2 separate regions of the Homo sapiens genome follow, and region 2 is linked to region 1. Evidence: read pairs that join two places in POLR2A ChIA-PET (ENCODE). Cell type or tissue: K562. All regions are shown on one strand. Links, peaks and the distances in the headings refer to the core of each region. The heading gives the core; the rest is flanking DNA.

Region 1 (2,907 bases), core at 279-2,778:
GGGTAGCCACACTATGACATACCTCAAATAGTCACGGAAATCATTGTGAGATTGTGACTGTTAAAGAGTGCTTCCACTTTGGAAGGCAGAGGTGGGTGGATCACGAGGTCAGGAGTTCCAGACCATCCTGGCCAACATGGCGAAACCTCGTCTCACTAAAAATACAAAAATTAGCCAGACATAGTGGCATGTGCCCGTAGTCCCAGCTACTCGGGAGGCTGAGGCACAAGAATCACTTGAACCCAGGAAGTGGAGGTTGCAGTGAGCCAAGATCGCGCCACTGCATTCCAGCCTGGTGACACAGCGAGACTCTGTCTCAAAAAAACAAAACAAAACAAAACAACAACAAAAAACAAAAGCAAAAATTAGCCAGACGTGGTGGCAGGCACCTGTAGTCCCAGCTACTCGGGAGGCTGAGGCAGGAGAATCGCTTGAACCCAGGAGGCAGAGGTTGCAGTGAGCCGAGATCACGCCACTGCACTCCAGCCTGGACGACAGAGTGAGACTCTGTCTCAAAATACAAAAAACCCCAAAATGAGCTGGGCATGGCAGTGCACGCCTGCAATTCTAGCTATTGGGAGGCTGAGGCAGGAGAATTGTGCTTCCCATGTTGTAAGAAGGTGTAACAGGATGAGACCTAGGCTGGGCAGGGGTGAAGGAGGGGAAAGAAGGAAGGCTTCTTGGAAATGCCACACGCCAGGAGGAGAGAACAGCATGTGCAAAGGTCCTGGAGAAAGAGTGCTCAGGAGATGTGGCAGGGACTGAGGGGTCACTAAGGCAGCTTGCCTACTGGCAGGAGATGAGGAGATAGACCAGCCCTGCAGGGCCCCGAGGACCATGGGGAGGAGTTGGGTCTTTATCCTGAGTGAAGAGACGCACTGGAGGAGTTCTGAGCAGAACAACCTAAACACATTTTGAAAAAGGCCCCTGTGGCAGTGCGTGGCTGGAGGGGGGAGGAGGAGGGGCAAGCAGTGGGCTATTTGAAGGCTCCACAGGAGCACAGGAGAGGGTTACCTCGGTCCACCCACTGCACTCTGAAACTTGAAAACCAAGCCAATTGTAAGCAATGGTTCTGCTAAAAAAGAAAAAAGAAAAAGAAAGAGACATCCCGGAAGCCTAAGCAACCCCAAAACACAGCCAACCAGTCCTGTCCCTGTGCTATACGCACACCCTGTGTGTCGCCTCCCTTACTGGGCTCTGGGCTCTGAGTCTCATTTACTTGAAGGAAGGCGCTGAGAAGCACTGCCTGGCCGGGTGCGGTGGCTCACGCCTGCAATCCCAGCACTTTGGGAGGCCGAGGCAGGCGGATCACCTGAGGTCAGGAGTTCCAAGACCAGCCTGACTAAAATGGTGCAACCCCGTCTCTACTAAAAATACAAAATTAGCTGGGTATGGTGGCACATGCCTGTAATCCCAGCTACTTGGGAGGTTGAGGCAGGAGAATCACTTGAACCTGGGAGGTGGAGGTTGCAGTGAGCTTAGATTGTGCCATTGCACTGCCTGGGCAACAAGAGCAAAACTCCATCTCAAAAAAAAAAAAAAAAAAAAAAAAGAAGCACTGCCTGTCAACTGTCAACATATGATTAATTTTAAAGAGGGAAATGAATTAGTTCTCAATGAATACTCTGTAGGAGTAGGGAGTTGGTTGGGGATAGAGCAGACAACTGCAGTTATTCTGGAATCAAGCTGGGAACTCAGTGCCCCCTGGCGGCTGATTTCTACGAGTGTTCTCCAACTAATCCAGGGGTCAGAGCTCTGCCAGGGATTTTCACTCCTAAAGTGCATCTGGCCTTCCAAACAACGCTCCACTGTGATCAACTTACATTTATTGTGATTGCGGGACTACTGGGGATATATATAGAGGGTGGGGAAAGGACAGATATGCCGAGATGTCCTGTGCCTGTCTCAAGCCTGGAACTTATGACAAGGACACAGGGGAAGTTTGTGTGGGTGAATGACAGACCGTGCCCTTAAGAGTGAGCCAGATGCTTTACAGGACTCCATTTCTTTTGTCTGACAGAGATGCCTTCTACTGGGGAAGCAAGTCTCCCTGCCTCACAGCACTGCAAATTATGAAGACACATGGGTGCAAGCCCATACCCTCGTGGCCTCAGGCAAGTCAAACCTCAGTTTCCTTATCTGTAAAATGGAAATGCCCTCTATCTCACTGGACTGCTGGGAGAAGTAAAGATGACATATAAAAAGTACCTAGCACCATTCTTTTTTTTTTTTTTTTTGAGATGGAGTCTGGCTGTGTGGCCCAGGCTGGAGTGCAGTGGTGCAATCTTGGCTCACTGCAAGCTCCACCTCCCGGGTTCATGCCATTCTCCTGCCTCAGCCTCCCGAGTAGCTGGGACTACACGCGCCCGCCACTACGCCTGGCTAATTTTTGTATTTTTAGTAGAGACGGGGTTTCACCATGTTAGCCAGGATGGTCTCGATCTCCTGACCTCATGATCCACCCGCCTCAGCCTCCCAAAGTGCTGGGATTACAGGCTTAAGCCACCGTGCCCGGCCGGCCACCTAGCACCATTCTTGGTACACGACAGGTGCTTGATAAATGGTAGCTGTTGTGATTACCGTCTTATTACTGCTAGTGCTGCTGTAAGGAGCAGTTCTGACAGCGTAGCCTTTTTTGCAGTTGGACAGTGCTGGTCTGAGTCCTGGCCCTGTTGCTTACTAGTGTGTGAATTTGTATCATTCCCTTTACTTCTGAGCTTCAGTTTCCTCACTGGTAAAACAGGGAAAGCCTCTGTGTCACCTCCATGTGTCACAAAATGCAACTGTCACAAATAGAAGTGCCTGTATCACCCTAGGTGATCAGAATTGCTATAATATCCTACCCTGGAAAGTAAGTCAGCCTTTAATCTGCTGCTTTAAAATAATTCCTCTTCTTTTAAAAAATAT
Region 2 (2,907 bases), core at 184-2,683, 160 kb before region 1:
TTTAGTAGAGATGGGGTTTCTCCATGTTGGTCAAGCTGGTTTCAAACTCCCAACCTCAGGTGATCCGCCTGCCTCAGCCTCCCAAAATGCTGGGATTACAGGCATGAACCACCGTGCCTGGCCCCGGCCAATTTTTTCATTGTTAAAACCCTCTCAGGCCCTGCCAATAGATGACAGTGGTGTGCGTGTGGGGAGAAGGTGGCCTGCCCCAGGTATCTCTACTTAGTGGTGGAGTGATGCTTCAAGGACTGAAAGTGTAGACCCTTAGCCAGATTACTGCCTGCCTGGAGTCACCTGATGAAATGCTGAACCTGTTCGGCTGTCTTGTCCATCTGTCTCTCCCGCCTGTAAAATGGAATAATGATAGCCAGCTGCCATAGCTTGACTCGAGTAAAGGATCTAGCACAAAAGCCCTTCTCCTGCCATAATTGTAGGGTGGAAACCCTTTAATGAATGGGCAGCTTCCCTCAGAGAACTGACTCTTCCCCCTAGAGTTTCTCCTTGAGAAACAAAGTCCCTGTGATACTTTCCTGGAATGTTGTATACATGACCTTCCCCGAAGGGACACAAGTGTTTCTGGTGCTTTCCAATGGGAATGTGGGAAGGGACCCAGGTGGGCCTTGCCACTTTGGGATTGCTGTCCCTGAAGAAATCCCTTAGCCTGATAGAAACGTAATTGTTGGGAGCAATGAACTGTGTTGGGGGAGAAAACATAACTTGGCCTTTCTTAAGCTGTATGGCTCAGTGGTCTGAGTTTCTGTAGATCTCTTATTGCCTAATGTGGCTTCTTCAGATGGATGTATGCTTAGTTGAAGCACCTCAGCTCCCTTTGCAGATAGTGGCAGTTCTGTGGTTTTCTTAGGGAAACCCCATTAGAAACCCCAAATGTGGAAATTTTTAGTAATCTCATTCGGGTCCCAAAATTAAGTAGAAGTGTCTCAGGGGCTCCCCCTTGAAACACCTACTTCTTCTGAGTGTACATTTGAGGTTGCTCTTAAAATTCTGTTACCATCACAGGGTTTTCCAGACTTCCTAGGAATAATTTCCCCAGTAGCCCCACAGAGCCCTTTAGCTTCTGTCGAAAATTACCCGGGTATTTTTTCAGGGGGCTCCAATGGAACCTGGAGGGTTTTCTTGACTTTTGTATGGGTGTCCCCAGATTTGTTTGGGCTGCATGAAACAGCAGTTGTTATCTCTGTCCCTTCCCCCAGCAGATATCTGTCCTGAGGCCAGTGGGCTTGAGCGTCCTCCTCTGTGTCCAGTCTCCCTGGTTTTGCCAGTGCCCTCAGCCTTCCATCATGGGGCTTTCTTGAAGCAACTGTGGTTTTGCCTGAGTTTAATGTGGATAGACATAGGGGTAATTCCCAGTGTACTGCTTTTCTACGGAAGTATAATCTCCTACTGCCTTAATTAAGCAGAGGCCCTGTCCCCACCCAACCTCCAACCTAATTCCACAGAGTCCTCCCTAAGGACTCCCTCTTTTTTCTTTGAAGGAGTCACTCTACTCCTGGATCCTCTTCTCTTCTGCCCCTCTATCCGACAGTCTGTCTTCCTTGTTCCCAGTTGGCAGACCTGAGTCAGGCAATCCCACTGGGTCTTTTTGTTTAGCCTGGGGAAGAGAAGACCCAGGAGAATATCACCAGCTTCAGATATCTGAAGGAAGAGGGACTGAGTCTTTTTTTATTGGTGTGGTACCTGGCAAAACTTGGATAAATGAAAAGAAGTTAACAGTTGGTAGAGCTTAAATTATGTGCAGAGAAGACATTTCTAACAGATTTACTCTGTCCTAGATTTAGGAGCTCCTCAGGGTGGAGGCCACATCTTGTCCATGCTTGTTTCCTCAGCACTGAGCAGAGGCCTTGGGCATAGCAGATACCTAATTGAAGAGAAACCCACTAAATTTCTGAAGAAACAGACCCTTGTCAAGCCAGAATAACAATAATGGGAGTGGCTATTTACCTAATAATTCATTCGTTGAGTCAAACAATGTTTATTGAGCTCCTACTGTGTACCATACTGGGAGTATGGCAGTAAACAAAAGTAAGCAAAACTAAGTTTCTGTCCTCATGGAGCTCACATTCCAATGAGGAGTGACAGGCAATAAATATATAATTACATGTTTATATCAGATGATTGTACATGCTATGAAGAAAATAAAGCAGGTTGGGGCATAGGGCATGTCTAGCAAGGGAGGGTGGGGCTGCAGTTTTAAAAGAGTGATCAAAGAAGGTGTAAGGGAGAAAAAAATGGCTTTCCTCTACCCTTCTAGGTCCTTTGGCTGGGCTGAGAATTAAATTGACATAGACAGATTAACTGGAGGAAAAATAATTAATTACATAGTTGTACACAGGAATCCTACAAAATATGAGGCTCAAAGAAGGGTCAGATAATTGAAGCTTATATAGCATCCTGAGCTACAGAAAAGAATATGGGGCTTGGGACTTCTGTTAGGGGCTTGAGTGGCAGCAACCCAAGTTATGGCAGGGTGAGGGAAAGAATTGGTGGTGGCGTGTGTCTGTGGTCCCAGATACTGTTGAGGGGGTGTACTGAGGTGGGAGGATCACTTGAGCCTGGGAGGTGGAGGTTGCAGTGAGCCGAGATCAAGCCACTGCGCTCCAACCTGGGTGACAGAGCAAGACCCTGTCTCAAAAAATAAAAATAAAAAGTCTCTCTGGTAATAAAATTTGTCTGGAGCAGCCCTCTTCCTAATACAGATACCTTTACTAGTGTAGATTTCCTTTTTAGATGTGAATTTCTTTTACAAAAGGACAGCTTTTCAGAGCTACTCTTATGTCTGCAGTTTCTCAGAATAACCAGTTCAAAATATGCCAAAGAAGTATATTTTTGGGGTGGCATATTGTTTTCCTACAGTCATATTTTGGGATGGTATGTCCTGAGTCCCAACAA

What was found. ChIA-PET counts read pairs that join two places held together with the same protein. Peaks named below come from ENCODE experiments on the same cell type or tissue, not always from the same donor. Only the 100,000 strongest peaks of a DNase experiment are listed, where the experiment ranks them.
Region 2: POLR2A ChIA-PET joins it to region 1 with 7 read pairs; 13 of 35 experiments call an interaction of 5 or more read pairs at or near these places.

The regions. Positions count from the first base shown.
Region 1 is chr20:31,556,349-31,559,255 of GRCh38, reverse strand. All of the region lies in intron 8 of HM13 (histocompatibility minor 13), which reads right to left. Among named protein-coding and RNA genes, the nearest start is that of MCTS2, 10 kb to the right of the region's middle. In K562, for the core only: a CTCF peak has its summit at 1,713 (motif pointing left); a DNase peak (open chromatin) is centred at 1,705.
Region 2 is chr20:31,715,590-31,718,496 of GRCh38, reverse strand. All of the region lies in intron 2 of BCL2L1 (BCL2 like 1), which reads left to right. It overlaps BCL2L1-AS1 (BCL2L1 antisense RNA 1), which reads right to left. Exons shown (of 4, transcript NR_187576.1): 4 at 1,653-1,876. Among named protein-coding and RNA genes, the nearest start is that of BCL2L1, 5.8 kb to the left of the region's middle. RefSeq lists a silencer at 103-202 and an enhancer at 433-482. In K562, for the core only: no CTCF peak of the experiment used is centred there; a DNase peak (open chromatin) is centred at 1,206; H3K4me3 peaks cover 2,379 bases.